6 separate regions of the Mus musculus genome follow, and all the other regions are linked to region 1. The links are chromatin loops, found by intact Hi-C in ENCODE. Cell type or tissue: heart. All regions are shown on one strand. Region 1 has its middle 50 kb from the start of Gm25081. Region 2 overlaps Nek6 (NIMA (never in mitosis gene a)-related expressed kinase 6). Region 3 holds the start of Gm35808 (a long non-coding RNA gene). Region 4 has its middle 13 kb from the start of Gm36744. Region 5 overlaps Nek6 (NIMA (never in mitosis gene a)-related expressed kinase 6). Region 6 holds the start of Nek6 (NIMA (never in mitosis gene a)-related expressed kinase 6).

The links. Peaks named below come from ENCODE experiments on the same cell type or tissue, not always from the same donor. Only the 100,000 strongest peaks of a DNase experiment are listed, where the experiment ranks them.
Region 2: a loop joins it to region 1, with 2.6 times the contacts of the local background. A loop is called at or near these places in 2 of 42 quality-filtered maps.
Region 3: it touches region 1 in a loop (2.3-fold over the local background); 2 of 42 quality-filtered maps call a loop at or near these places.
Region 4: it touches region 1 in a loop (7-fold over the local background); 13 of 42 quality-filtered maps call a loop at or near these places.
Region 5: it touches region 1 in a loop (2.2-fold over the local background); 7 of 42 quality-filtered maps call a loop at or near these places.
Region 6: it touches region 1 in a loop (2.5-fold over the local background); 7 of 42 quality-filtered maps call a loop at or near these places.

The regions. Positions count from the first base shown.
Region 1 is chr2:38,427,367-38,432,366 of GRCm38, reverse strand. No RefSeq gene overlaps it. Among named protein-coding and RNA genes, the nearest start is that of Gm25081, 50 kb to the left of the region's middle. In heart, a CTCF peak has its summit at 2,235 (motif pointing left); a DNase peak (open chromatin) is centred at 2,256.
Region 2 is chr2:38,544,437-38,549,436 of GRCm38, reverse strand. All of the region lies in intron 1 of Nek6 (NIMA (never in mitosis gene a)-related expressed kinase 6), which reads right to left. Among named protein-coding and RNA genes, the nearest start is that of Gm35808, 14 kb to the right of the region's middle. In heart, no CTCF peak of the experiment used is centred here; DNase peaks (open chromatin) are centred at 2,526 and 2,966; H3K27ac peaks cover 3,386 bases.
Region 3 is chr2:38,531,394-38,536,393 of GRCm38, reverse strand. The region is part of intron 1 of Nek6 (NIMA (never in mitosis gene a)-related expressed kinase 6); the gene reads right to left. Gm35808 (a long non-coding RNA gene) reads left to right here and starts at 2,957. Exons shown (of 2, transcript XR_374292.3): 1 at 2,957-3,120; 2 at 3,434-3,577. In heart, no CTCF peak of the experiment used is centred here; DNase peaks (open chromatin) are centred at 323, 1,123, 2,383 and 2,953; H3K4me3 peaks cover 951 bases; H3K27ac peaks cover 4,856 bases.
Region 4 is chr2:38,656,289-38,661,288 of GRCm38, reverse strand. No RefSeq gene overlaps it. Among named protein-coding and RNA genes, the nearest start is that of Gm36744, 13 kb to the left of the region's middle. In heart, a CTCF peak has its summit at 2,599 (motif pointing right); a DNase peak (open chromatin) is centred at 2,698; H3K4me3 peaks cover 753 bases; H3K27ac peaks cover 349 bases; H3K27me3 peaks cover 564 bases.
Region 5 is chr2:38,513,554-38,518,553 of GRCm38, reverse strand. All of the region lies in intron 1 of Nek6 (NIMA (never in mitosis gene a)-related expressed kinase 6), which reads right to left. Among named protein-coding and RNA genes, the nearest start is that of Nek6, 4.4 kb to the right of the region's middle. In heart, a CTCF peak has its summit at 2,211 (motif pointing right); no DNase peak of the experiment used is centred here; H3K4me3 peaks cover 46 bases; H3K27ac peaks cover 1,748 bases.
Region 6 is chr2:38,507,512-38,512,511 of GRCm38, reverse strand. Nek6 (NIMA (never in mitosis gene a)-related expressed kinase 6) reads right to left here and starts at 815. Exons shown (of 10, transcript NM_021606.3): 1 at 719-815. In heart, a CTCF peak has its summit at 2,184; DNase peaks (open chromatin) are centred at 5, 661, 761 and 2,994; H3K4me3 peaks cover 1,289 bases; H3K27ac peaks cover 1,233 bases.

The sequences.
Region 1 (5,000 bases):
GAGGGGGCAAAGATGAATGTGGCAATCAGAGAAAAAGGGGCAAGAGTAGTGAGTGATTCATCATGAGCAGTGTCTCCTGTCAGATGTCAGGACCAGGGAAGGTCACCTCCTGAGGCCACCTTTGCCGTCTTGATTCCTCAAGACCTCATGATACCATTCCCAAAATCTTCCAAGAGAGCTGAGGGTGTCTCAGGCTCACACTACAAGCTCACATCCCCTCTTACCATCTGACCTTTGGTACAAAGGCACAGAAGGACATCAGAGGTTCCCCTTCTAAAGCCCCTCTCTAGTTTTCTCACTCCTCATTCCTGACCCCGTTCTCCTAAGCCCCTGGACCCTTACCAAAAGCTCTAGACAAAGCTGGCACTTCCAAGTCCTTGATTGTGCAAGGAGTATCCCCCAGGAAGGCCAGAGGCAGCTCCTGTAGCCCAGAGCCTGGAGAACACCTTCAAGGGCTCCCTCAACACACCCACCCTTGCCAGGCTGCAGAGCTGGTATGCTGTTGATTTCCACACAAATAACTCATTATTTCATGTTCCAGACCAGAAAGCCCCACACGTGGAGTTAATTCCCATCCTGACAGAGGGCCAGTGCCAGCCAGAACTGGGAGGTTTGCTCAATACCCCCTGGGCACCACTGTTTCCATCACGGGGTTAATTAGTCCCCAGGAGCCCCTGGCCTAGGGAGGCTGTTCAGACTGGGAGGCTAGAGACTCAAATCTGTTTCTGCCTCAGACTGTATGTCCACCAGACACGGACTATGTAACACCCCCCTCGGTTTTCCCATCTGCAAAACATGCAAGTGAATCCGTGTGATCTCCAAAGTACTTCCCGGGCTTGAGGTTCCCATGACATGCTGTGATTTCCCAGCAAACTGCCTATTACAGACCAGGAGGACTGTCCAAGTCATGGTGACATTTATAGTCCTCTGCAGCATTGCCTGGTAGCACTGGAAAGTGGTCCTTGACATCTGACGACTTTGATGACCAAGCAGAGCAGTCTACAGCATCCTTTGACCTTTACAGGAACCCATGATACCCTGTGGCATTCTTTGACATTCCAAAGCATCTTATGACATTCCTCAGCATCCAGCTTCCCTCTGTGCCATTCCAGCTACGGTGTTCGTGACATTCTGTGACAATCTTCATTCCTATCATATGGACTTGTTCTGCTTCCAAGGAGCCCCCATGACATGACTGGAACAGCTATATCTCTACCCAATGCACCCTGAATCTCTCCCACCTGAGGTATATGACGTTTGTGGATAGACATCCTTGAGCTTGGCTATACAGGTTCTTTGGGGGGACTTTGTGGGCCAATTTCTCCAGCAATAGAAATCTCCTATTTCACACCTGAAGAAACCACCCTTTGCCCCTCACTGACACTAAAATAGTTTAAGAATGGTTCCTTCCTTTGGCATGTGTGTGTGTGTGTGTATGTCTCCAAAGCAATAGTTTAAGCATACCAGATATTTAAAATTCTTTGGCCTATGGGAATGGCAATCTTACATAGTTTGACTTAGTATAAAGGAAGTGGGCCCGGAAGTCAGACAGTCCCAGGGACAAACTGTAACCTGTTACCTGTGAACTGGGACACCCTTGCCAGGCCTCCCTTGCTGCAGCCCTAAATGCAGACAGGTATAACTTCATCAAGTCGTGGCAGAGGATACAGTGAGTCAGGGCAGGAGATTTCTCCAGGATGGGGAATAGGGCACAAGAAAGACTTCATGGTCTTCCTCCCCTAGGGCAATTGCTCGAAACAGCTTGGTGAAAAGGAGGAACTGGGTTTGGGTCTCAGGCCCACTCTCTCCTCGATATGGGTCCCTGAGAACAGGATTCTCTTCTGTGGGCCTCAGTTCTCCCATCTATCAAATGGGTAGCAAACAGGTCCTCTAGCTTTGCTAACCTGGACTTCTCGGGCTGGGAGACACAGGAAAGCTTGAGGTTTGGGTGTAAACCATAGTAGGTAAAGCCAGGACACTAGTGAACAGGTTAACACTTCGACCGGTGAGGTCAGGTCAAACCTGACAAAGAGCCACAGTAAAACAGAGTGGCTACGTACAACAGAGTGTAAGGCTCTCTGCCACTGGGTTTCAGGAGAGCAGTACCAAGGTTCTTTAGCCAGAGAGGCAAAGAGACAGGACCTAGTTGTCTGTACCCTTTCAAGTCCCCTGTGGCCCCCAAGTGGCAAGAAGGATTCGAGCCCCTGTAAAAACCTTAAGAGATTTCGCCCCCTAGTGACCAGGATCGGACATTGCAGCTCAGGGCTCCCAGCCCTGGAAGGTGGCCAACTCTGGTCCTGTTAACTTGCCAATTGACCTCTGCAGAGAAAACCCTAAGAAGCAGAGTTTGGGAAGCAGGAGGGATTTGAGGGCTGGAGGTTGTTAAGGATGCTTCATTAATTTCATGGACAAATATTAAGCACCTACTGTGTGCTGGGCAGCATGCTAGTCTTTGGGACCCATTGTTGAATAAGACAGTCACACAGCCCAAGGCTTATTAGCTGGCTGAGGCCCTACTATGTGCCAGGGTTTTAACTCCTGATACTCTTCACAACCACCATGAGAGGTGAAAAATTATAATCTGCATTTTAGGAGGGAAACTGAGGCTTGTGGCTGTTAAAAAGCAGAGCTCCAATTCTGAACTAGATCTAGGTGATTTCAGACTTGAACATCTATCTCATGAGTTCTGTAGTGGAAAGAGCTTGTGGTAGTCATCTCCTCTGGGAAGTGAGGCCAGTGAGGTGCCTGGTGGGTGAAAGGTAAAGGTGTTCTGAGCTCCGTGTCTTCTAACAGCTGAGGACCAGATGCTCTCCGGGAGACAGGACCTGAGATCCGGGATCCTGGCATAACTCTCACTGGCGTGGATTCCTTTGTCTATGCTCGCACCTTTGTTTGCTCTGCTTCCAGGTCAGGCCACATCATGGCCTCCTTAGTCCAGTAACACGGCGCCAGCTCCTGGATAGTGGCAATGGCAGGCCATATCTTGGGTGGGACACCAGGCCCAAACTGGGCTATAGGGTCACCGTGAGCAATGAGCTTGCAGGCAGGACTCTGTGAGTGCTTGTGTGGTTGACAGTGATACTTGATCATTGAGAAGCTCACCATGGGTAGCTGACTTTGTATGTGCTGGGTTGACATGGGGCGGGTCACAGTGAGCAGGGCTGGGTGTGCAGGCTGAGAGTCTGCATAACTCCGACTATGCTGATGACCCTGGGAGAGGAGGCTAATTGTGCAGGTGGCCTTGAAAAGTAAGAGGCCAGAAAATAAATAAATGCCACAGCCCACAGGAGCCTCCCTCCCTCCTAAGGTAACTCAGGTCTCAGGTCCTTCTTTCCTGAGCTCCCTATCAGTCTCTCTCTCTCTCTCTCTCTCTCTCTCTCTCTCTCTCTCTCTCTCTCTGTGTGTGTGTGTGTGTGTCTGTGTGTGTGTGTCTGTGTGTGTGTCTGTGTGTGTGTAGGGATGGACGCAGGGCTTTGCACATATTTTACCAGAGCTCTTTCCATTCAGCTCCGTTCCAGTTTTAAAAGGGAGAATGGTGTCTGGGATTGTAGCTCAGTTGGTAGGGTGCTTTTCCCAGCTTGTCCTGGGTCCGATCCCAAGCACCACATTGGCATATTGGCTCATGCCTGTAATCCCAGACTCCAAAGGGTAGAGGCAAGAGGATCAGAAGTTCAATGTCAAAGGGAGGCAGAAAGATTGTGATTGCTGAAGGACAGAGGCAAGCTCTGTGAAATATCATCTTTTGGATATTATGTGGCAGATAGGGTCACACAGGAGCTGTGGCTACCTGCACACACATACACCACAAATACGTATACAAACAAGGAATTAAATGCATACATACATACATATATCACCCATGTAGGAGGTTGGGAAGATGTAAGTATAAATTGTATACATGCATGAGACTGCTAAAAATTAAATGCAAGGAAAAAATGTCAAGGTCATCCTTGGCTACATAGTGAGTTCAAGGTCAAGTCCAGGCTACATCTCAGAAAATATAATATAAAGTAATAATAAATAAGAGAGCATGCTCGTGCACATATTACTTTGGGAAAGACCTGAAACAGGGCTGGAGGTGGCTCAGCGAGCATGAGCACTTGCTGTTAATGCAACAGACGTGAATGCAGTTCCCAGCACCCACATGGCAGCTCACAACCATCTGTAGCTCCAGTTCCAGAGGATCTGATGCCCTCTTCTGACCTCCACAGGCACCAGGCACGCAAGTATGCACATACATATATGCAAGCAAAACACATAAAATGAATAATTTTTTAAATTTTTAAAAAATAATTTAAACAAATGTGATTAATTATTTGTTGCTACTCTAAATGATCCAACCACACGTGACTCTTACCCTCTCCCTTTGGTAAGTCTGGATTTTTTTTTTCTTTGCTTTGTTGGGAATGAAAAACATAGCCCTTTATCACATGCTAGACAGGCTCTACCACTGAATTCTTTACCCAGGTGCCTTTTAACTCTCAAAATTCTCTCAAAAGGCAATTCATGCCAGAAAGTGTTACCTACCCAAGCTGACTAGGCCACAGAGTGTTCACAACCGGATGAGACACTTTAGTCTTCTGCATTTTGTACGTAGGGAAACCCAGACTCAAGAGATGTGCCTGACCTCTCTCTCACTTCTTCTATAAGTCTCTATTTCTTAAACATTGATCAATAAAACCTCCCCAGGAGCAGTTAGTATTTTTAGTTAATCTGGGACACTTCCAGACATTAAAATGTGCACATGTGTGTCTATGTGTGCATGTCTGTGCACATGTGTGTTCTGTGTGTGCACACGTGTGTCTGTCTGTGTGTGCATGTGTGTGCACATATGTGTAGTGCATACGTGTGTGAATGTACACGTGTGTGCTCTCATAATTCAAAAAACAATTTGTAGGCATTGCTTCTCTCTTTCTAACAAGTGAATACTGGGTTGAACTCAGGCCTTCAGGTTTGGTGGTAAATGCCTTCACCCAGTGAGCCATCTCAGTGCCTCGACA
Region 2 (5,000 bases), 120 kb before region 1:
ATCTACAGACTCACTCTTTGTGTCCCAATTCTAGTCTGAACTCCAGGGGGTGCTGACCCAGGCTCCTGAGCAGCTGTACTATATATAGTTCCTAGAGAGCCAGAAGCCCCTATGAATCATGAATGACCTTCCTAACATCTCAAGGGAATAAGCACACAAGCTGGTCAGTCCTGTCTCACATTTGTGTAACCCACATTGCAAGGCTAAGAGACTATTTGAACTAGCTCGTTTTCTGTTACTATACCAAAATGCCTGAGTCTGGACAACTTTATAAAGAAATTTTTTATTGAGCTCACAGTTTTGGAGATTCAAGGGCCCGATCAGCACTGGCAGGAACCTCTGCCAGGCTAATATTACACTGGCAAAGACTCTGGGAAAAAAGAACAGATCCCGTAGCCAGTCAAGAATCCAGACAGTCAGACAGTCAGGGCTCAGACTTGAACTTTTATAAACAATTTAACCTCATGAAAAATAATCCTTCCTGGAGGCAGTGCCCCTGTGACCTAATGACCTCCTACTAAGCTCTACCATTTAAAGGTCCCAACATCTCTCACTGCAGTAAGACAGGAATCAGCACCATCGCTATTGTTAGAACGGATATCCTGCAGATCTGGTCGGACTGTAAGTCACTCCACGACCCCTCTAAGTCACCAGCCACATCAACCAGATGCCAGATTTGTTTGTAGCTTCCGGGTACACTAGGGGTACCTAGTCCACTACAGCAGGCACCCTGGCCTCCAGCGTCATTGTTCCTGTGCCCCTGGCAGCCCTTAACCTCCACTGTCTCTGAGTGGGCGCAAATGTGTGTGTGTGTGTGTGTGTGTGTGTGTGTGTGTGCATGTGTGTGGATGCGTACATGTGTGTGCAAGTACATGGCAGAGGTCGACATGGTGTACTCATCAAAACCTTCCCTTCTTTGTATTTGGTTGCCAGGGATTGAACTCAGGTCCTCATGTTTCTCCCCAGCCCCTCACTGATCTTTGAGGCATTTATCTATTCCACAGTGCATAAAATCAAAAACAGAAAGTGAGGCCACAGGTCCTCTGCCAAGCCCAGCACAGCTCATGTGGATTTCTACTGTCTGTGACATTAACCACCTTTGATGTGGCTTAACCTCACGTGTGGAGATACACATACGTAGTCTCTGACTGAGGGTACACTGCATCAGGGCAGGTCTCTCCCTCCCTGAGTCCCTCTGTGCAGGCCTTACAGGGGATGCAAATGGGCCCAGATGCTCTCAGAATCTTCCATCTTCTCACGGTCTGGCTGAGTAACCAACTACAGCATCCCTCCCGTCTCCCCCCGCCCCCCAGAGTGACATGGTGGAGGAGCTGGGTACAAAAAGCCCCAGGATAAACAGATAAGCACGGAGAAGCTTCCTCAGGCACTGTTGTTACTCAGGGGGAAAGCCTGTGACAACAAACTGGGCATAAGAGTGAGCCCGATGTAAAATGCGCATGAATTTGAAGAGGAAGCCAGAGGCTCCCGCAGGCTTAGCAGCTGATGCGGCCAACACCCTCCACATCCCTCAGGGTGACATGTTCACCGTCCTCTGCCCTTAGGGGGACCTCTGGGAAAAAGATGGAGAACTGTCTTCAGGAGAAGGTTCCATCTTCATCTTAGAAGGCTCCAGAATGGGCCTACAGGCTGCCCTGTCCTGGGCATTCATGTTATCTGTTCTGCCTACCTGACTGACTGGACTCTGTCTCTGAATTCCCCTTCTCTCATTCTGCCTCCAGCCCTCAGGTGTTTGGGGCTGAGGACTGGGGGTGGGGTGGGGTGGGGTGGGGTGGACTGCGTGTGAATCTGCACTCTTTCACAAACTAACTGGGACCTTGGGCAAATCTCACTGAGCTGCCTGGCAGCTCTTTAGGAAGGCCATGCCCCTCCTGGATCAGACCTCCAAACAGCTATATGGACCTTACTTGGGGTGCCAGGACTATGACAGGGGGCCCAAGCCACCTCTGAAGTAACAGATAACAATGACAATTGTTGCATGGGCCCTTAATACGCCCTTCATCCTGTATACTTTAACGTGACCTCATGAGCTAGAGGCTGCAATTGGGCCACTGAGCAAATGAGGCACGAGGAGGTTGAAAGGCTCGCATGGACAAGCAGTGAGGCCAAGATTTAGACCTAAGGTGGCATCCTTTCCTGAGGCTATCACACTGTCATCTTTTTCAGTGGCACTCTGTAGACTGAGCCCTGTCTCCACGCAAGAGCCATGATGTAGGGCCAGTGCGCAAGTCTGGGGGCTGTGGAGCACCCTTAGGGCCAGTGGTCACAAGGGGTCTTTGGTCCAACACAGGCCACTGGGCAGAACCTGCAGAGGCACTGTGTTCCAGATCACACCCAGCTGCTGTCCACATTTATCTCTTCTAGCAATCCCCCCCCTCCACCCCCATCCCGGGCATCCAATCAGTGACACGCAGACCCACGCAGAACCCAGTAACACCTGCCATGCAGAGCTCCCCAGGGTGGAGAAGAAGACAGCCCAGCCTGACAAGCACCAAGGGGAATGTTGCAGATGGAAGGAGTCCAGCAGAGAATGGGGGAGGGCCCTTCTTAATGGGTCCGCGTCTTCAAGGCTTTGGGGAAACTCATAATAGGTAGGGGAACTGAGGCTCAAAGCCATATGCCCAGTAAGCCACAGATGAGAATTTGGGTCCAGACTTCAGTGTCCCTCCTTTCAGGGCTTTTGGTCCCCAGGGAGTCACGGCAGAGCAGGACTTAAGGAGAGCTGCATTCTGTAATACCCAACCTCCGCACACTGCACATTTCTACAAAAACCCGGCTTCCTCCAGAGTCAGATGCAGGTAAGGGCATCTGGAGGGAGACATGGAGTGCAGGGACAGAGCAGAGGTACAGGCTTTGAGTAATATGGGGAGTCTCCTGGCCCAGTCACCCTGGGGATTCCGGGATCCTCCAGCCCCTGCCAAGCTGCACAACAATGAGTCAGTGGCTGCCAAGCCCAAGCCAGGGGTCAAAAATCTGTGGAATGTGACCCAGAGCCACAGGCCTCGCCGAACCATCTCAGACTGCTTTTCCTCTGAATCCGAGCAAATGCTTGTGCTCTGAGGTGCTGTGCCGTGTGCACACACCATGTGACCTCTCACCTAGGCTCCTGGCTTTGGTGTAGAGAGCAACAAAGAGCTGTGACGTGTGCACCAGGCAGCCAGAGATGACCCTGGAACAATGTAGGGTTCAAGAGGGACATGCTAGAGAGCTTGATTGCTGAGCTAAAATGTTACCCCATTTTCCTACAACGAGAGCCTGTTTCCTAACATGGCAGCCGGGTGAACAAGCAGATGGACCTCTGAGAGTATCTTGGTGGGTCATACATTCAGTGGAAAGTGTCAGAAGTTCTGGCCACTGTGAGCATTATTTATGCAATGCTCACAGAGTAATGGAGGGTAAGTGCCTGCACTAATGGTATCCATGGGGGCTGAGGTTCAGTCAGGGACACACACTTGCCCAAAGTCATACTGCATATGTCTTCCTTCATGTGAACTGTGCCCACTCTGCCTGGCCTTGAACTAAGCTCTCTCTCACATGGCAGGAACCTAGGGAAACAGAGGAGGCTGGAGGCTGAACTAGGTTGGATTTGAAGTTCCAATTGGCCTTTTTCCCAGGACTGCCACCTGAGACTTGCCTCCCAACTTCTGGGGACTTAATCTTGGGGTAAGTTCTACCTTTATCTACCTTTATTGACCCTCACAAGGCTGGTGGGTCCTAGACACTGTCTCTGTGAGAGATGACTGTGCCCAGAGCAGATGTGTCTACCTAGATCCTAATGACAGAAACCTAGTTTGGGTGCCCACTACCCAAAGGGCAGCCTAGAGTTGGAGGCCCAAGGCCAAGCAAGGAGACATAGCAGGTCCCAGCTCCTGGCCACTTATGGGGTCAAGCTTATACAGCGTCATCATTAGCCAACATCCACAGGTCTTTACCCTCTCCTAAGATGAGGTGCCATTGCCCCACTGTGCAGATGAGAAACTGAGGCTCCAAAAAAGACCATGACTTGTCAAAGTAACCCTACAAAGTGACCAGGGTACCACCTGACCAGCTTCTCAAAGCAAGGAAGAAGGCCAGCTGGTGAGAGGCAAACTGGAGTGCATGACATATGGACCAGTTATTGGGGAACTTGATAGTAGCTTGGTTGGTACTAGGTATACTCCATGTGACTGCTAAAATCCACATGCAGAGGAGGAAATGAAAGTCAGGTTGGTTGAGTGACAGTCCAAAGTTACACTGACGGCAACAGAATCAACTGACACTTGAAACCAAGTCTTCCTACGTCCATCCGCACAGCCTTGGAAGAGCACACAAATGCACGCAAGGATTGACTGAACGAGTCCAACCCCAGGATGTAGCTATGGCAAAGTGCATTCTCCCAGCTGGTGCCCCTTCCCTTCTCCGGTTAAGCAGATGTTATTGGGTTTTCACTTGACAGGAAACAGTCAGAGCTCAGGCCAGAATTCTGAGAGCTGGTTAGGCTAGAAAAGACACAGATGGAGTCTGGTTTCCAGACTGGTCCTGTGTCCCTCTAACCCTTCAGAATCTCTTCCCTCCAGACCACACATACTCAGACTCTGTAGCTCCATGGTCAGTGGACACCTGGCTTCTCTGAAAGCATGTCACAATGAGGTCCGACACGGGCCTCTTTCTCACGCAGTGAGGGCCACCCTAAGGTGGGCTTGAGAGACATGGAGCCAGTTTCCTAGAGCACAGGGTTTCCCACTTTCTTCTCCTCTCCCCTCCCTTTCCCTTACCTATTCCCTCCTTGCATCCCTGCCCAATGTACTACCTTTATGTTCCTCCTGCAAGCCTAGGATTCTTCTGAGGTACTCTAGACCCAGCCACACCCTCACAGACACTGCTCAAACTAGCTTAAGGCCTGCCCTTTCTTTGTCCCCATCTCAGCCAGAACTAGGCTCCACCCAAGCTTCACCTTCCCTCACAGGCCTGAGTGGTCTTGTAGATTTTGTCTCCCTAAGTCT
Region 3 (5,000 bases), 100 kb before region 1:
TCAATCACAGGTGGGCAGGTCAGACAACAGACAAGACAATAGGCTGGGGGTGGCGGGGCAGGCAGTGGCTGCTTCAGAGACACACAGCAAGGATACACATTAAGTCTTCAGACTCCTTGTCCAAAAGGTTAATTTTTCTATTTGCAAAGACAGGAGAGACCCTCCAAAGCTTTACGAGAAAGACATGGAAAAACAGCAGCTGAATAGCAGATAGCAGGCAGAGCGAGCTTCAGCCAGCCAAGGAGACTCCAGACACTGATGCTAAGAATTCCTGTGGCTGAGGGTCATGCGACTTCCTCTGCAGAAGACAGTTGAGAAAGTCTGAGCAGGAAGGAAGGGACGTGTCCACGAGACAGCACATCATGTGCTGCGGCCCTGGCTGCCCCCACCTGGCTGCGTGACCATCGATGGGTCCCTGGCCTTCTTGGGGCCCCAGTTTACCCCTATTTATCCACTCTGTACCAAGCACAGTTCCATGTGCTTGAATGATAAGTAACTGAATCCCTCTAGTATCTTGTGAGACAGCGATGCCATTATTTCCATTTTGCAAAAGGAGAAAGTTGAAGCAAAGAGGCAGGCTACCTGAGTTAGGTCAAAGTCAGGTGACCTGACCAGACAGCTCAGCCCCACCCTGTAGCGGGTGCTGGCTGGTCCCTAGCATTCTTCCTGTTCTAAGAGAATACTCTGCACAGTGACTAGAGGCCCCGATTAGGCAGCAGCAGCCACCGCAGTTTGGAGACAGTCTCAGCTACTGCTGCTTTTTGGTGAAGTCCAATTTCTTCAGTACACTTAGCAGCCTTTATAGACCAGGGCCCAGGAGCCCCTCAGGAGGCCCCCTGAGTCACAGCAGCAATCGACCCGTCTCTTTGAGCCTTGCTGAGAGGGGCCCATGCAAACAGGAATGGATGACCCTACTGTGATGTCCGTATTGGAGTTTTACACACAGGTCAGCCTCGGGGACTGCAGGAGGGAGACTGCCATTCATGTGTCCAAGAAAGAGAGGAAAAAAACCATCTATTCATAGTCAGACATAGCTGCTCTGTGGAAGTGCCACTCCTGACGCAATGAGCAGACCCGCTGTGTGAGGGATTCCGGAAGAGTGTGACCTCGGAGCATCCACGTGGAAGGCTCAAAGACTTGGGTGGTCACCAAGCTTTTAAAATATGCCTGGACATCCAACCATGCAATTCCAGAGGGAGCATAGTTCTGACCGAAAACCCAAGCCCGTCTTCCCAAACAAAATTCTTCCAACATTTTTTGGCTTAAACAAATAGCCAGCCAATTTGGTTTCTCTTGACTCTCTTGAGTAAGGAAAAGTCATGCTAAGAAGAAACTGCCACTAAATCACATGTTCACCCCTCCCCATGCCTTGCACAGCCCGTGTGTGTGGATGAACCAACTCACCCCACTGCTGTCTTTACACGAAACTGGGATTCAGAGAGATATAGCTTCACCTCTGTAGAGAGAGCAGGGAGAGAGCAAAGGAAAAGTCTAAAATCCAGGGTGGCTCAGGGGGTCAGAAGGCCTGCTGTGCTAACCTGAGAATCTGGGTTCTAATCCCCAGTATTTGCATAAAAAAGATGGGAGTGGCCATACATGCCTATAACCCCAGTGCTGTGGGACTCAGAGACCGGAGGATTATGGGTGCTTACTGGCCACCTGCCTAGGTCCAAGTTCAGTGAAAGACCATTTCAAAGAAATAAGGCAGAAAGTGACAGAGTACACTTGGTGTCCTCCTCTGACTGCCACACCACACACACACACACACACACACACACACACACACACACACAAGTGGATCCAGCAGAATCTCCTGCCTGTGAAATTAAGAGGTGCCCTCATCAGAAATGGACATGCAAGGAAAGTGCTGGGTGCACAGGTGGCCTTGGGCTCTGGGTGCACACGAGCTCCATTCATGGGCATCTGGAAACCTCTAGAAATGGGCACCGGGGTAGGATGTAATCTGAACAGTCACTCAGGCAGGCCCAAGGGCAGCTGGAATAACTATCCAGTGGTCACCTTCCTAGGTGTCCTGTACCTCAGGCGCTGAAATCTGCAGAGGGAATTTTGTGGTGAGCACTCGGGAAATTCCCCTGGCTCTGCTCTTGGTTTTATCAACATGGAATAATCATTAAGAAAGACTACCTGCATTTCCTACTCCTCTCAGGGGCCAAGATGACCCTCCATCCACTTACACAGGACCTCAGTCTCATCAGAGACCCCAGAAGGGGCCCTGAGGCTATGGAGTATATCCTCAGAACAGGAAGTATCTGCGAGTGGAGGGCAGGATGGGTTTTTAAGGAAGGACAGCACGTGCAAAGAAAGGCTCAGAGGCTAGGAAGACCCAGCTGTGTGCTGGGGACAGACTCCACAGTGATAGCAGGGGAGCTGGATCTGCAAACCAGTGTGACTCAGATTCACAGGGCCCTGAGTCTACCTGCTCACAGCTAGCCATGTGAGAGGCAGAGGTCAACTCCCCGGACTCTCTCTCCTTCTGGTGTTCTTTTACAGAGCACAAGTGTTGGTATTCGCAGATGGGCCATGTGAACAGTCAAAGACTGAAGCTCCTTTCCTGTGCTCGTGGCTACCCCACGAGCCTCCACTCATGGAGGCATGTATGTTCATGGAGAGACACAAAAGAATTCCTGTGGGGAGACCTGGCAGCAGGCACTCAGGATCAGTGTGGTGTTAGTGCTGACAGCATCAAGTTTCTATTCAGCAAGACTTTATAAGCCATTTGCTGTGTACCAGGCCAAGTCCTCTATTGGGTATAGGAAGGATTCACACCCTCAAGTTTACCTAGTTTTCAGTCTCTTCCTGACACGGGCATGACCGGAATGTTACTTCTACTTCACAGGGAAGAGAGGTGAGGCTTAGTCTGCGTACAGGATGTGTGTGCTTGCTCAAGATTTCTCTGGGAGGTGTGTCATGGCTGGGATACCCGGAACTGCCTGACCACAGAGATAAGGGTCCCTGACGAACGAACTGGGCCAGATTCCCTTCCTTCCTTCCTTTATCCACAGCAGGGGAAGCCTTGCTGGCTGCCAATGTTGAGAATGGAACAGAATGGTAGGGCCTTGTCACTCTCCAGAGAGGAATTCCTCCTCCTGTGCAGCCAAGGTAGGACTGATGCTAAGCTCTGAGAAGCTCTGGATCCTCAATTACCCCAGCTGATGCCTCCAGAGGACTGTGTTAAAGACAAACCACTCGGGAGGCTGCGTTAGTGATGGATGTGGTGTGGGCACCGATCATAGGCACAGAGTGAACAGGCTCTGGAGTTAGGACCCTGTCCTCTTGAGTCTCCAGGCCCATTGCATAGGCAGGGGGGTAGAGGTAGTATCCTCCCCTTGCAGTGTGTTCCTGGTCCTCCTTCCTTCCCTCCCTCCCTGCCCCCTCCAATGCTTGGATTCTTATATGCTTTTCTCTTCCACAGGAATGCAGCAGGCTCTGCAGAGTCCTCTCATTCCAGATGTCCCCTGTCCTTACAGGATGGCATTCCCTCCAATGTCATATCAACCTGATAACCTGAGACTGTGACCTTGGAAGTATAAGCAGTCGTACTTAAGCATAGTTCAAACTTATGACTCTTTGACTTTGTAATAGTACAAAATGGATAAGCAGTCTACATAAATCTAACTTTCGATTTTTAACTTCAATCTATTCCCAAACTAGCCATACACGGTCTGAGATCTTAAGAAGGCTGGGCAGAGCTAACCATAGCCTATCTATCAGTCCCACAGTCATGAGAGGAACCACCATCCATCTACAGGGTGCAGTGTGAAAACATGCCAGAAGGCTGGAGGGTGAGGGTTTGAATTAAGGCGTTTCTATTTTATTTTATTTTATTTTATTTTATTTTATTGGCTTTTTGAGACAGGATTTCTCTGTGTAGCCCAAGTTGTCCTGGAACTTCGTCTGTAGATCAGGCTGTCCTCGAACTTACAGAGATCCTCCTGCCTCTGCTCCCTGAGTGCTGGGATTAAAGGCGTGTGCCACCACTGCCCGGCAGCACTTTGATTTACCATGATCTTGTCTGGATTGTAAACTGAGGCATATTCATAGGCTTTTTACAACTATAACTGAGGTAATGCAGGATTAGGATGAACCTCCAATCCAATCGGTCTTTCTATGAAGGAAATGTGAATGTACACACACACAAACAGAGAGAGAGAGAGAGAGAGAGAGAGAGAGAGAGAGAGAGAGAGAGAGACCATGGTGGATTTACAGCTCAACATTGGTAGCATTCACCAGAAGCCAGAGCAACTCTCCTTTTAGAGAAAAGCAAGCCCAGCACCTTGGTTCCAGACAGCAGGCAAGAGTGAGCATGAGACCACTGTGCTACTACACTCAGTCTCAGCTTACTTGTTAAGACAGCCTTAGGAAACCAGGGGTCAGATGTGATGAGGCACTTTCTCCTAGACTCAGGGAATTTCAAAGGCCTGTAATGCTTCCCCCCAAATCTGAAGATACACATAAGGCTGCCAGCATTTTCCAGCATCTAAAATTTCCATCCATTATCACCATTCTTCAGGAGAAAGGACAGTTGACATAGAAAGTTGTTAATGCCAGGCTTATCCTTCTGTTCTCTCATTTCACTGGGGCTGGGTGCACATATTCCAGGTTTGGCTTGGCTCTGGATTCGGCGTGCAAGGAATTAAGCCAATGTACCAGAGATTCCCTTCAGCCTTGACCGAGGAAGGTGAGGCTGGGCCTCCTCATGTCCTTCTGTGAGAAAGCAAAAATGTGTTCCCTGTTGGAACCTGTGATGATTCCAGCAAAGACCCTCTGCCACAGGCAATGTCCCAGCACCAGGGAGGAGACAGCCCCAGGTCAAGGAGGTGAGGAAAAAAAGGGAAAGCATGAACCTTTCTAGTGACAAGACACAACTGTGAAATCTCACACAAGACTTAAGGGCCCAGCATCTCCAAGTCCATTGGAACTCACCTTGTAAACCTGAACCTGGCCCCTGCAGAGCGTGGGACCAGATGCCTCGTGCTCAG
Region 4 (5,000 bases), 230 kb before region 1:
CACACAGGAAAGAGAGGCATACAGGTCTCTACTCTACAGAGTGAGTTCCATGATGGACAAGGGCTACACTGAGAAACCCTGTCTCAAAAACAAAACAAACAACAACAAAACAAACAACAATAAAATCAACATGGATTTGTAATCCTTGTACTGGGGAGACAGAGAAAGACATGCCCCCTTGGATTCATTGACCAGCTAGCCTCGTCTAACTGTACCTCCAGATCTATGAGACACCCTGACTCAAAAGAAGTGGGCTCTGTTCTTGAGGATGACACTCAAGGTTGTCCTCCAACTTCCGTATGCACACACATGTGTGCTTGCACACACACACACACACACACACACACACACACACACACACACACGTGCATTGAAAAATGTAGCTCTGTAAATGCCCTGTAAATACACTGTGATATGTTCACTTGAAGAAATAACTAAGCCATTAAAAATGAAAATGATCGCCGGGCGTGGTGGCGCATGCCTTTAATCCCAGCACTTGGGAGGCAGAGGCAGGCAGATTTCTGAGTTCAAGGCCAGCCTGGTCTACAAAGTGAGTTCCAGGACAGCCAGGGCTATATAGAGAAACCCTGTCTCGAAAAACCAAAAACCAAAAACCAAAACCAAAACCATGAAAAATGAAAATGATCAAGACAACATAGTGCCAAGGATTGCAACCTATTCCTGTCATCCCAGCACTTGGGAGGGAGAGACAGGGGGATTGCCATAACTTGGAGACCAGCCTGATCTACAAGGAAATTCTAGACCAGCCAGAGCTACACGGTGAGACTTGTCTCAAAAAGGCCCTAAACCAAAACACAGTGTGATAAAGAAACTTCAAGTGGCCACACAGTAAAAGAACAAAGTAGGAAGCAAGAATTAAACCTCTGTGTGATAGAATTGCAACTAAATACAACTTCGCATGGGTTGGGGCAGATACTGAGGCTGCTGACCCAGCATTTGATGTTACTGCCCTCCTCCTTATCCAAGAAATGTTGATTTTTCTCAGCCTCCCTCGCAGTTTTGGGTAGTTCTTTTACCTCTGAAGTGGAACCCACAGGTTTTTGTGTGTGTGTAGGGGGCTAGACATTAGGGAAAATACTTTTTTGTCCTGATAAAGTGGGTTATCACAGCCTCAAACATCAGCTCCTCCAAGTCCTCCACCCCCACCCTGAATTCTAGTGCGATGCCCAGAGTTTCAGTAGCTCTTGTGACTGCAAACTAGAAGCGTGTCCAAAGGTGATCTATCTGGGTTGATGGAGCAGCAATATTGGTATTATAGACTCTGAATTCCTGACACTGTGGAGTGGCTCCCCCCCCACACCCCCGCTCACCTACCAATGAGGAAAGTAAGTCCCCATTCACTTAAAGCACTGTGACAGATATAAATGGGTGGTGTCAAGATGTAGAGCCAGGTCGACTGTGATTCAAATATCATTTTCCATAATCTTGTATTGTGTGGTTCTAGGCAAGCCCTTCTGTGCTTTGACACTACGTCAGGTTTTTCCTTCTTACATTTATTTTTATTTTATTTTATTTTATTTTATTTTATTTTATTGAGTGTATGGTGGAAGAGTGAAAGTGTTTCAAAATGAAGGGAGGGAGGGAGGGAGGGAGGGAGGGAGGGAGGGAAAGAGGGAGAGAGGGAGAGAGGGAGAGAGGGAGAGAGGGAGAGAGGGAGAGAGGGAGAGAGGGAGAGAGGGAGAGAGGGAGAGAGGGAGAGAGGGAGAGAGGGAGAGAGGGAGAGAGGGAGAGAGGAGAGGGAGAGAGGGAGGCCTTTCCCATGCTGGGACGATCCATGCCTTGGGAAGGAAGGCAGCCAAACGTGTTAGTGTGTAGTCATTTGTGGTGTTTTATCCAAAAGACTTTGGTTCTGGCCTCCCATTTTATTCTCAAAGGGCAGTCTGGGAGCCCTCCTCCTCCATTATTGTTCCCCACTGTGGTGCGTGCGTGTGTGCGTGGGTTATGAAAAACAGAAGGCAGGAGGAACTGGCCGACCTCCTTATCGCTTAAGAGTTTTAAGATGTGCTCTTACATTTATTTTTATCTTTTATGTGTATGTATGTGTCTGTGTGAGTGAATGCCACATATGTGCAGGTATCTGAGGAAGTCAGAAGAGGGCGTCATATCCCTTGGAACAGAGTCACAGGTTGGCTGTAAGGCAAAATATGTGTGTGCTGGGAACCCAACTCCTGTAGTCTGGAAGAGCAGCAAGTGCTCTTAGCCACTGAGCCCTCTCCAACCCCCATATATCCAGCTTTTGATGGTAGACCCTACAGATATGGATGTGTTGTACTAACTGTAAAATAATAGTCAGGATCAGTCTCTGAACTGAAACCATATCTGTGGCCAGGTCTAGTGACGTCTGCTTGCTACCCAGAAGCAGGAGAGTGGGAAGTCCAGCGTCAGCCTAGGTTACAAAGCAAGACTGTCTCTCAAACAACAACAAAAGGGAAGGGATGAGGGGAGTCAGAGGAAAAGCACAGAAGAAGAGAAAAAAAAAAAAAAAAAAAAAAAGACCACAGAGTTGGAGGCCAGTGACCAGCAATGGTCTGAGGACAGCTGTACCCTCTCTGCGGCTGCAGGAGGTGGCGGCAGGTGGCGCTGGTGGCGCGCGGCTGAGAGGGGCGCGCGGTAGCGGGCTCTGGGGGAGGCTCGGCAGCCACGGCTGTGACTCCGGGTAAAAATAATCAGGGAAGGCCAGCTGCTTCCTTGTCAGCAACCAAGAGGGAAATAAAGCTCACGTCCCCTCCAGCGAAAACCTGCTCTCCTGGTCCCCTGGCTCCTGCCACCAACTGCTCGACGGCCGCGTGCCAATCCGGTCTGAAAGCCTGCAAGCCATCCCGGAGAGGCTGGTTCCAACTTCATCACTGTTTCTTGGACAGCACGAGGGCGGGGGGTGGGGGAGGCGGAGGAGAGAGCTGGGCGTCCCCAGCCACTGGCCAAGGCTTTTTTTTTTTTTTTTTTTCTTTCTTCAACCGAGGCTAGGGCTCCGACTGGGTATCTCCAGAAATGGGCAAGGTACCCCTCATTGTCCCCAAGTCCCTCCTCTTGGCTTTGCACGTTTTCAGTATATCCTACGTTTGCTTTTATCTCCCTGCATGGAGGTCCTGAGAGTCCATAACATTTCTGGTGCTAATGGTTCTGGAATCTAGTGCCCTTCAAGCAGAGGTACTGGTCTCTGTGAGGACCAGGGAAGTCTGGTAACAGAGTAGTGTCCCCTCTGTTCTTTCAACCCTCTCCAACACACTGAACCCCCTCCAGCCTACTAGGTCCTGAGCTGCTGCCTGGACCTCCAAACCTCCATACCCCCACATAAACCTGGCATACTAGCCCGTGCCTGTAATCTCAACCTAGAAGAGATGAAGACAGGAGGATCCGAAGTTCAAGATTATCTTATATAAAGAGAGTTCGAGGCCAGTCTGGGCTGTATGATAACCCTTTAAAAAAAAAGTTGCTCTTTTTTTGGTTTGTTTTTGTAAGAAAATAATGGGAGCTGAAAATGATGGCTTAGTGGTTAGGAGCACTGGCTTTTCTTCCAGAGGACCCAGGTTCAATTCCCAGCACCCACAGCTTACAACTATCTATAACTCCCGTTCCAGAAATTCAGCACGCTAATACAGACATACACTCAGGCAATGTACATTTTAAAAAAATACATAATTTCATATGTCACAGTTACTCTCAGCATTCAGTACATTAATTTGCTGTCTGGATCTGTCACCTCAGAGCAGGAGGTTGTACCATAGAGCAGAGTGGTGCCAGCTAACCCATCTGGGCTTGTGTGTGAGTACTGTGATGTCCACACAATGACAAAAATCCCCAAACGATGTGTTTCTCAGAACCCGCTGGTCTCCCATGTGAACGTGTGACTATACTCACAGGATGCAAATGCAATTTTAATTGATAAAATATTAAATAAGTGAAAAATAAATAATAGAAATTAAAAGCTGTTTTTTCCTGCCTTAGTCTTTTAGGGATAGTAGCCCTGTCCTGATCTGGGGAAAGTTGTGCATTGTCTACAGGGAAGCTAATTCTGGGCTCATGGTCCTAGGCAGGAACCCGGAGGGTTGTCTACTGATAGACTCTTCACCAGTTAGCCCACTGGAGACAGGCGTGCAGGGTGGAGTTCTGAGCCGGAGGGAGGTTTCTATTTCACCGGTTCAGTACTTTGGACATCTGATCCATTTGTTTCTGGCAGGTTTGTTTGTTTGTTTGTTTGTTTTTACATTGCCCCAGAGAAAGCTTGTCACAAGGACCAAGGGCTTCACTTCATCCCTGGCTGAATGCGGTGGAAGCTGTTGAGGTGGACATTTTGGAGGCTAAGTAAGTGGAGGGAGAGGGCAGGGAAGGTTTGGGGAAAGAGCCAAGGCAGAGGTGAAGGAGTTGGGGTGGCAGATCAAAGAGAAACCAAGTGGTCACAGCTGGAGCTGCAGAGGTAGGCTTTGACCCCAGTGTAACTCTAGGAGTGCCTGGAGGTGCTGGCTTGAATGTACTCTCAGGAGGTGGCCTTAGAGTCCCTGGTCCTTGTCCTCTTGACCCACACCTGTTGGCTCCAGTGACCTTCCCTGGAAAAGTCAGACTCATACCAGAGGGCTCCTTCGTGGTCTTAGCTCAGGAGCCCCTCTCCAAAACAGACTCTGTCGTGAAGGGAGAGTACGGGTGTGTGAGCTATTTGAAATAACTATTGAAGGTACCCATCACTCCCTACGAAGACAACCCACTCACACAGACAACCCACCTACCTCTGGAGAATTCCCCTTCTCTCTGACGTCTGGCCAGGACAGCAAACAGGTTGCACAGAATTCATCTGATCAGTCCCGAACCATAGTGTGATCTGTGCCTTTCAGACCTCTATCTGGGAGGCCTTTTGGGTGAGAAGAGCAGAGCCCCTAACTCTAGGGCTTCAGAGTTAAAAAGATGTGACGACAGGGGCCACTTGTGATCAAATAATAAAAAAACTTGAAATACAAATGAGACTTAGCACACAAACACACACACTT
Region 5 (5,000 bases), 86 kb before region 1:
GGAGGCTGGGGAAATGGCTCAGAGGTTAAGAGAACTAGCCTGGGTTAGTTAGTCAGAGGTTAAGGAATTGGCCTGGGTTCAATTCCTAGCACCCAGATGGGAGCTCACAGATATCTTTGGGATTCATCACTCTCCTACAGACATACATGCAGGCAAAACACCAATGCACATAAAATAAAAAAATAAATCATTAAAAAATTAATTTCCCAGGCATGGTGACATGCCTTTTAAAGGCCATGTGAGTTTGACGCAAACCCACGCTACACAGGAGGTTTCACAACAGCTAGAGCTACACTGAAATCTTGTCTCAAAAGATATTTAAATTTATTTTTATTTGCATGTGTGTGTGTGTGTGTGTGTGTGTGTGTGTATGCATGTGTATGTGCTTGTCTGTTTGGGTGCTAGTACATGCAGGTGTCCAAAGAGACCAGAGGAGGGCATCTGATCCCTTGGAACTGAAGTTACGGGCACTTGTGAACTGTCTGAGGCATGCTGGGAACTGAACAGGAGTCCTCTGCAAGAGTATGCACCCTTAACTCCCAATGAACCATGTCTCCGGGATGTGCTTCTTGAGTGAGTAGATGGATGTGTCACACGCTAGCCAACACAGGTATCTCTAGTTCTGAGACCAGAATCCACTCCGCCTGCTTCAGACTGCAGACATTGTGCTTCACTCCCAAGCCCAGGCCCAGAAGACATGATGCACGGCTTGGAAGCTGGGAGAACGACCTGACAGAAGCCATGGAAAAGCTACGCAGGATCTCAGGCTGGGCTGCACTGCACTGTTCCTATCGATAAGGGGGCAGGAGATGGGGTTCTTTTTTTGTCTTAAGCAACAGAATCTCTTCTGGTTTGCTTTTTCCTTTAAAATCATATAAAATTAATCTCTCTGTCTCTGTCTCTGTCTCTGTCTCTGTCTCTGTCTCTCTCTCTCTCTCTCTCTCTCTGTGTGTGTGTGTGTGTGTGTGTGTGTGTGTGTGTGTGTGTGTGTGTGTTGCTGAGGATCCAACTCGGAACTTCGCACATGCTAGGCAACTATATTGGGTATCACTGAGCGATACCCAAATTAACAGTTGAAAGCAACATCTGGTACATTCATAACGTTGCACAACCATAGTTGCTACCTAGTTCCAAACCATTTTTTATCACCCCACAAGGAACCCTGTACTCATCTAGCCCTGACTTACTCCCCACACCCCTTCCTCCCAGACCCTCGTGATTGTAATCTGCCTTCATTCCACAGGACTCTCTAGTGTGAAGTGGCATCCAGCCTGAACAGTCTCTAGGAGCTCCTTCTCTCAACTCGACTCCTGGGCAGAGCCCTTTTGTGCACCCAGGTGACAAGAAGGCAGGGTGGGTTGGCCCCTCCCCTCCGAGAAGCTCACATCCCTCGTGCTCAGTGGCCGTTCAGAGAGGGCCCTCATCCCAGCTCTTACTTTCCAGAATCTATATTCTAAAGTCAGCCTGCTGTCTAAGAAGGGGAAGCTGCTGCCCGGCATATCCAGCCCACTGGATGGGCACAGCAATGGAGGCTGGGCCTGAGTGAAGCCTGAACCAGAGGTCTCTGTGGGGGAGTGGCTTTCCACAGCCTCTCTTCCCCTCCCAAGCCTAGTGGGCTTCAGGTATGAGGAACTGGACAGATTTCCTCAAAAGCTTCCTCAGGAGGGACAGCTATTCTGGAAATCAGGGTTTCCGGTCCCTTAGAGAGAGACAATCTAACACCCTCAAATGGCCCAGGAAGACTCCCACAGTACATGTGGCCTCCCTCAGGCCCAGTGGACTTCAGTGAGGACTGAGAGTCCTCAGTGAGGACTCTGGTCCCACTCGGGTCTGTGATGACCACTCCTATCAACACAGATCTCTGCTGGGCCACGCTATGTAGATAATTAACAAAACATCTGCCTCACTTCCTAACAACCACAGCTGACACAGCTCAAAGGCCTTCAGAGACTTTCCAGCTTCATGCCCAAACTGAGAGGGCCCACTGTCTTGCCCTGTGGTGAGTGAGTAGGAAGAAAACAAACACAGATCTCCAAACCTTGTCTTGAGATGCCACAGGGCCACTCCAGCATTGAAATCCAGCCTCTTTCCAAACTACTGCTGTCTACTGTATCTGACAAATTCTTTGTTTTAAATTTTATCTGTCTGGATATTTTGTCTGCATGTATGTCTGTGCACCACATCCGTACCTGGGGCCTTTTGAGGCCAGAAGAGGGCAGCATCAGATGCCTGGAAACTGGAGTAGTGGTGCTGGGAACGGAACCCAAGACCTTTGGAATGCTGTGACCCACTGACCACTCACACGCCCACAAGGCACATATTCTTATTTTGACTATGAGTATCTCGCCCTTTCAGGGCCTCAGTTTCCATTCTGTAAAATGGATAACTGGGCCGTTTCCAATCCCAGAAGTTCAGCCTAGGTAGCCTCCTGTGCTCATCTCCACCCCATGCTCTGGTGATTTGCTCTTCTTGGCACTGCGAGACCCTGAACATCATCAGAGCAGGTCATTGGAAAGTAAGGATGCCCCTTTGCAGATAGAGTCCTTCCCAGAAATCCCCAGCTTAAAGGGCCGAAGGATAGGTGTTAGTAAATGGGTCATGAAAGAATGAGAGAGAAGTCAGAGTGTAAGGCACAACCCAGGAGCCTCTCGGATGTCAGGGAGACAAAGGAGGATTCCCCTTAAAAGAGCCACACTGATTTTGAAGTGTGAGGGTTAAACAATTTGGGGAAAAGGCAGGCGCCTAAGGCTTCCCACAGCAACTACCCGCCCCTTCCCTGTCGGCATTCCTTCACACTCGCTGGAATTCCTACACAAAGCCCCCTTTTTCTTTTCTATGAGGTCACCAGCACATAGAAGTCTAAGAGAAAGAACAGTTCCCTGTGGGTAAAGCCCTTGGAACTAAATGAATCCAGTGGCCCCCACATGCAATCTGACGGCCCCCTCAGGGCACAGCTCCAGGGGTGGTGAACAAGGGTTTTAGGGGGTGTTGAGCTTCTAACCAGCACAGTCCAAGAACCTGCCTAGGAGAGCAGGTCCTCAGCTGCCAGACCACGTGAGAAGTTGCCTGTGGGGGGTTAAAATCCAGAACTGGAGTCCCCAGTATGTGTGGGGCTGTAGTCACACAGCAAGTCCTCTTGGAGTGACAGATGTCACACTGCCAGATCACATGCTCAAGTTCAAGTTCCCAGGATTAATGGCACAGGATATTAGACTGCTAACGGATGTGTCCAAATATGACTTCTGTCTGGGCCTTGGGTCTGAGAAGGCTACAAGTTTATCCTGAAGATGGATTATGAGTGTGTCACCAAATTCAGACAGGAATGGAGAAAGCTTAAAAAAAAAAAAAAGAAAGAAAGAAAAGAAAGAGGAGGGAGGAAAGAAGGAAGAAAGGAAGGAAGGAAGGAAGGAAGGAAGGAAGGAAGGAAGGAAGGGGGAAGGAAGGACAGACAGAAGATTTACCTGGGTGACAGAACTAAGCTAAGAACTTAGGAGATCATCCACTCAAAAACTTCAGAACCCTTTACAGAAACCCAGACCACCCTCAATGGCCCCTCCACAATCCCCCTGCTCCAGAGCCCCAGTCCTAAGGATCAGCAAACTCCCAAGTATATGCACTTTGCTGCCTATGATGACATCAGCAAAAATTAAATTGGATAAATAAAAACATAGAACAAGGCCTATTTTTACCTCCGCAAGTCACAGGCCAGATGGGGAGGAATCTATCAATGCCAGAACCGTGGCTGCGCCTCCCTGTACCATCTATTACTTCACACCTTACATTTAGGCATCGCATCGCAAAGCACTCTGCAAACGACACTCCTGCAAGGGAGAGAGCAACCTTTTCCTGTTAGTGCTGGGCAGGCAGAGCCCCAACCACGCAGGTCCTTACTTACACACAGTCCTCTTCTGAAACACCAGAAACGGAAGTAAATGAGGAAGTGAACTGGTGGACCCAGTTCTGAATGACAGGTGACAAGGAGTCTTTGCAGAAGTGATTGTGTCAGAGATTCAGAACGGAGAGTAAGGATCTGAGATCACTCTCCATCTCCCTACAAGGTCAGGGGCTGGGCTCTTCCTGGGGCCATGTCCAGCTTTGTCTCCAACCTATATCTATGTGTTTATTTAATCAATTTATTTATTTAAATGGGATCTTGGTGTGTAATCCTGGGACATGTGGTAATTGCTATGTAAATCCAGGCTGGCCCAGAACTCAAAGCAATCCTCCTGCCTCAGCCACAATTATGGGCGTGAGCCACCACACCTGGTTGTAACCCATATCTAATCTTGAATGATTCACCAAGTCCTCCACCCTCACCTCCCTCCTTGGTCCAACCTGAAAAGAGGAGAGAAATATTGTATTATTCTACTTTTGACAGTGGTTTGACCATCCTTGGCACTTGGAAAGTACCTTCACTCTGGTGGCTCAGCAGTCTTTGGGAAGACCTAGCCCCAAATTCTAGAAACAGGCTGGTCTGCAAAACATGGCCTGTCATAAATCGCTGGGCTTTACAACAGGCCAGAAGAACAAAACACAATAAAGGTAGCCAGCCCGTCCTAGAATCAGAGCTACGAATTTAAATCCTGACTTTGCCATCTATCAACTTACCTGGACTTTACAAGTTCATGGGGAGACTATAGACTCTGTCCAGACAAGTCTGGGTTCAAATTCTGGGTCTACCGCTATTCTATAGCCTCTCTGTGTCCCAGTTTTTTCATCTACAGAATGGACACTGTAACAGTGCTCATCTAACAGTGTTGGTGGGGAAAAGGAAAAATAACTTCAAACTTTGTGCACCAAGCCCAGCACAGGGTGCATCCTTAATCATGGGGGACCGGGGTCGTGGTGCTACCTTCCCAAACTATGCCAGCCAGTTCATCTCTGCTAGTGTCTGTTTCCTCGTATAATAGAGACAATAACCTCTGACTTATGGTGAGCCCTAATGAGGACAGGAATGTTCAAGTCCTCAGTGCCCAGGCTGTACAGCTTAGGAAGTCAAA
Region 6 (5,000 bases), 80 kb before region 1:
TTAACTTAGAGGAGCAGGCAGAGAGGACAAGTATCTGGGGCCCTGGGTCTCCCTAGGGCCTAACCCCTAGGTATGGGGAACAGAGTCCAAATCTGGCCTAGCTAGAGACAGCCACGAACAAAGCCAGGGAACTAAGACATATTTAGAAAACCTCAATTCAAGTTCAGCGCAGCCCCCTCCTCAGCCTGCGTGGCCATGCAGAGTTCTGCCAAGGCCGGGCTAAGAGGCTTCCAACCAAAGTCAGAACCTGGGGATCTGCGGACTCACAGAATCCGGCCCAGCACCCTCTCTGGACAGGGTCAGCCGGCACATCACACACACACCGGCCTGCAGTGTGGAGTGCACAGTCTGGATCCTAAACACACTCTCGTATGGAATTTGTACACTTTTGCCCGTGCACGTGTGCACACACTCACTCGGGAACGTTCAGACACGTGGGCACACGTACTCCTTGGCATCCACGGTAAACACTCGATAAACGGATAAACCGAAGCCGAGCCCGTCCACCCGCACTGGTCCACCCCAAACTCACAGCCCGGGCCCCTGATGTGCACACGCACGCACTCCCGCGCAGCTGGGCGGATGGAGCCCGCCGCGGACACCTCGGCCTCCTGCGGGCGTCCCCGCCGACTCCCCGGGCACGCGCGCGCGCCCACAACGCCTCGGGTGACAGTCCCACGCCCTGGCCCGCGCCCCTCGCTGGTCCCAGGCCACTCACCGGCGCTGGCGGCTCTCTCGGCGGCGGGCGGAGCGCGGGTCACACGCGAGTTGGCGGCGCTGCGGCCGCAGCTAGTCCGCTTGGTTCAGCCGCCGCTTCTGCGCGCGCCCGCGCGCCCGCCCCTCCCCGCCGCGGGGCCGCGCCGCCCCCTGCGCCCGTGCGCGCGGCCGCCACGCAGGCTAGGGGGCGCCGGGGGCGCGCTCCCAGCCTGGGTGCCTGATCGTCCAACTCAGGTTGGAAGACTGAGCCTCAGACTCCAAACCCTGGGCACTGAACCCCTCTGCGCGGGCTCTAGACTTTATAAGATGCAGATTCGCTGGGTAACCAATTCGTGGACCCTTCCCCACACCCATGGATTCCTCATCAGCTGACATTGCTCCTCTCACAGCCCTCGCAGGACCGAAATTGACCCATTCACAGAGTGCAGCAGGAGGTGAAGTTCAGTTGATAGCATGCTTTCCTAATCTCAGCACTAGGGAAATTGGGCACCTGTAATCTCTGAATTAGGAAGGCTGAGGCAAAAATGTCTGAAATTCATTCATTCTTGGCTATATAGCAAATTCCAAGCCAGCCTGGGCTACATGAGATGTTGTCATTCATATTATATATATATATATATATATATATATATATATATATATATATATATATATATATATATATATGTATATATGTATATATGTATATATGTATATATATATATATATATATATATATATATATATCAGTGTGTACAATAGTACAGTGTACAAATAGTGCCCAGTACAGTTCCAGAAGTAGGCACCTAGGATAAATCCAAGTCCCTGCCCTCAAAGTGCCAGTATCTCCTGGGGATACTGCCTTCCTGGGAACTCCAGGCCAGCCAAGCATCAGTGTGCAGAAGGTTTTTAGGAGTAAGTGGGCCAGCCAAATACCCAGGAGCCTGGGGGTGGGGGTGGGGGTGGAGGTGGGGGGAATGACCTGAGTTTGATCCTCCAGACCCACACAATGGAACAAAAGAACTCCAGCAAATTGTCTTTAACCTCCCCATGTCTTCCAAATTCACACCAAGTGTTGTATGTTAAAAACAAAAAACAAAACAACAACAACAACAACTGCCTTCATCTATGCATACTTAACAACCCCACTAGGATGTCCAAGCTTCTCTGGGGAGCAATTAAGGTGACTCCCACTTCCCCTCAGGAAGGGATGCTCGTAGCTGGGACAGGTATTGCTGCTTCTGAGTGTTCTAGACTGTCTGTGTGCCCAAGCACCTGCCATCTGTCCATTAATCTGCTGTACATGTCTGGGCACGGGATAGCAACCTGCTGAGTATTCAGTTAACTAGTCTACTTGAGTCCACAGTAATCAGGCCCACAACCTATATTACTCCCCCTGCCTGCCTCATGATGTTCAGCCATTGTGAGGGTGGCATCATGCCACCCATGTGCCCATTTCTTAGATGGCTTTAATGAGGCCTGTGAGCAAAGTCCCCCAGGTGGTGAGTGGTTGAACTGGAAGCAGATGACACAGATTTCTGGTCTCAGCAGCTTATTGCTAGGCAACCTTGTTCTAAGTAAGAAAGGCATGGCCACCAGCCCAGAGCAGCCAGGCTGGTCCCTGCTTCTGAGAGGAGGGAACTGGCACCAACAAGTTATCTCTAATGTGCACACATACACTGTGGATTGTGGCATGTGAGGGCACACACGAATAACTGTTGTTTTAAAAAATGAAAGCTTAACGCCCACTCTAGGAAATCTGAGTTTCTCCAGGAAGCAGACAGTAGGATAAATAAGGTTAAGCAGGCCGGAGGCAGGAGGACCAGGGCTGCTTTCTAAGAGGCAATGAAGAGTGGAGGTCTCTACTGAGGAGCAGAAGTCTTTGGAGGAGAGGGTATGGTTAGGGGCCTGCTGTGTTCTGACTGGGTTCTCTGCTGTAAAAACTGTCCTGGCAGAACAGCTAAGGAGCAGCGTCAGATCACTAGAAAGGACTTTCCCCAGCCTTGCTGAGTTCACAAACACATGCAGTGTCTTCATTTTCAGGAAACTGAAGCTCAGAAAGGCCAAACAACATGTCCCAGGTCTCACAGCCAGTGATGAACCTTAGAGGTCCGGCTGTAGGCAAGCGGTCGTTTTTAAGTGTTAAGAGAATTAGGGGCCCAGCTCATATACCACCACACATCCAGTGAACTATAATGCAGGAACAGGATGGGTGGGGCTTACATAAGGCATCTTCAGTCTCAAGGGATAGGCTGGAGAAACAAACCCACCCTTCTCCCGACCTTCCTCCTTCGCACCCCTACTTCCTTCTCTTTGGCTATGGACCATACAGATGGATTGCAGGCCCCGCTGACATGCTGTGACATAAAATCAAATTTAGTCAGCTCCAAGACCCTCACCATTCCTGCAACACCCATCTTTCTGCAGGGGTGGGGAGAAGGGAGAGGTGCAAGGGCCACTTTTGTTTTCAACTCACAGGAGTTTTTAGTGAGTCCCAAAATGAGTCACTGAAAAGAGGTACTTACTTGCAAAATGCCTCCCAGATTTAGCATGGCTGCCTCCCTGTGTGTGCACTAGACTTGCCTGTGCCTCCCACTGCCAACCACACTGGGAATGTGGTCTCAGGGGCAGGCTCTATGTCTGCCCTGGAGACTTTCAGGATGATGCTGTGTTACTTCATTATCACTGTGCAGTAGAGGAAGAGAAACCATTTTGGCTCTCTGCGCCTTCCCTGGAGCTCTCTGTGGAGAAGCAGCTAGGATCTGCTGCTGCTGGTCCAGTCATCAGGAAGGTGTGGCCTCTGAGGGAGACCTTTATTGTCTTCATCCCCTTCATGGGGGTGGCAAGTCATGGGCTGAAGCTGAAGACACAGCAGCTCACAGAAGGAAACTGGTGGGATTCCAGGCGGGATGTGCCCCTGAGTACTGCATTCCTGCAGTACGTAGACGGGAAGGAGGGCCCTTTGGGAGAGGGAGACATGGGAACCAGAACCAGACTGCACCTGCCACATCCTGGGAGTAAAGTATCTCCTCAATGGCTTCTTGGTGGGAGGATTTTAGGAAATTCCTTATGTGGCTTTTGATGGGGGTAGGGCACGGCCTCATGTTTCTCAGGCTGGCCTTGAACTTGTGGCCCTTCAAGCTTCCTGCCTCCACTTCCCAAGAAGCTGGGCCTTGCCAGCTTCAGTGGCAGGAGAGGACCATCTCATCTACTCTATTCTCCTACCTGCTGTGGTTATCCACACAACCTTCTCACTCCCCAAAATGTTTCTGATTGGAAGATCAAAGACGTGTATCTTCCTGAAGGGCAGGGGTAGAGAGAAAGGTACCTGGCACCCTAACCCCCTCCACTTGGGGATACCTGATTGTTTGGAAATGTTCTTGGAGGACCTTACGTTATATCAAATGCAGAACTGGGTCTCTGGGTTCTAGGCCCTCCGTTCTCCACATCTCAGCATCTGTGTGTCCAAGAGCAGGGATCATCACTAGCCAGGGAAGTAGTCAGTACCTCCATCTCAGCTGGCAAAATGGTCTCCAAGAGAACTTGTGCTGGCTAGTTTATATCAGCCTTTGCATAAGTTAGAGTTGCTGGAGAGGAGGGAGGCCGATTTGAGAAAATGCTTCAATAAGATCAGGGTGTAGGCAGTATTTTCTTAATTAATGACTTAGGGGGAGGGCCCAGCCAGTGGTGGGTGATGCCATCCCTGGTCTGGTGATCCTGGGGTCTATAAGGAAGCAGGCTGAGCAGACCATGAGGAGCAAGCCAATAAGCAGTGTTCCTCCATGGCCTCTGCATCAGCTCCTGCCTCCAGCTTCCTGTCCTGACTTCATTTGGTGATGACCTGTGATATGGACAAGTAAGCTGAATAAACTCTTTCCTCCTCAAGTTGCTTTGGTCATGGTGTGAATACAGCAATGGTGACCCTAACTAAGACAGTACCCTAATAGTGTGAATTCATGGTGTGAATACAGCAATGGTGACCCTAACTAAGACAGTACCCTAATAGTGTGAATTCATGGTGTAAATACAGCAATGGTGACCCTAACTAAGACAGTACTGTAGACCTTGCCGACTAGAACTGCACTCTGGGAAATTTGACAATGAAGGAGATTTGAGACATGTGATTTTCTCACCTCTACCCACCCAATCCATCATTATTGGTTCATCTTTTGAAAGTAGTCAGTCTATTCTGAGCTATATTAGCCTTTACAGTGTGTGTGTGTGTGTGGGGGATCATCATGAGAGTTGTTCCTCAAGAAGTATACACTCTGGTTTGGTGGGGGAGTTTTTGTTTTGTTTCATTT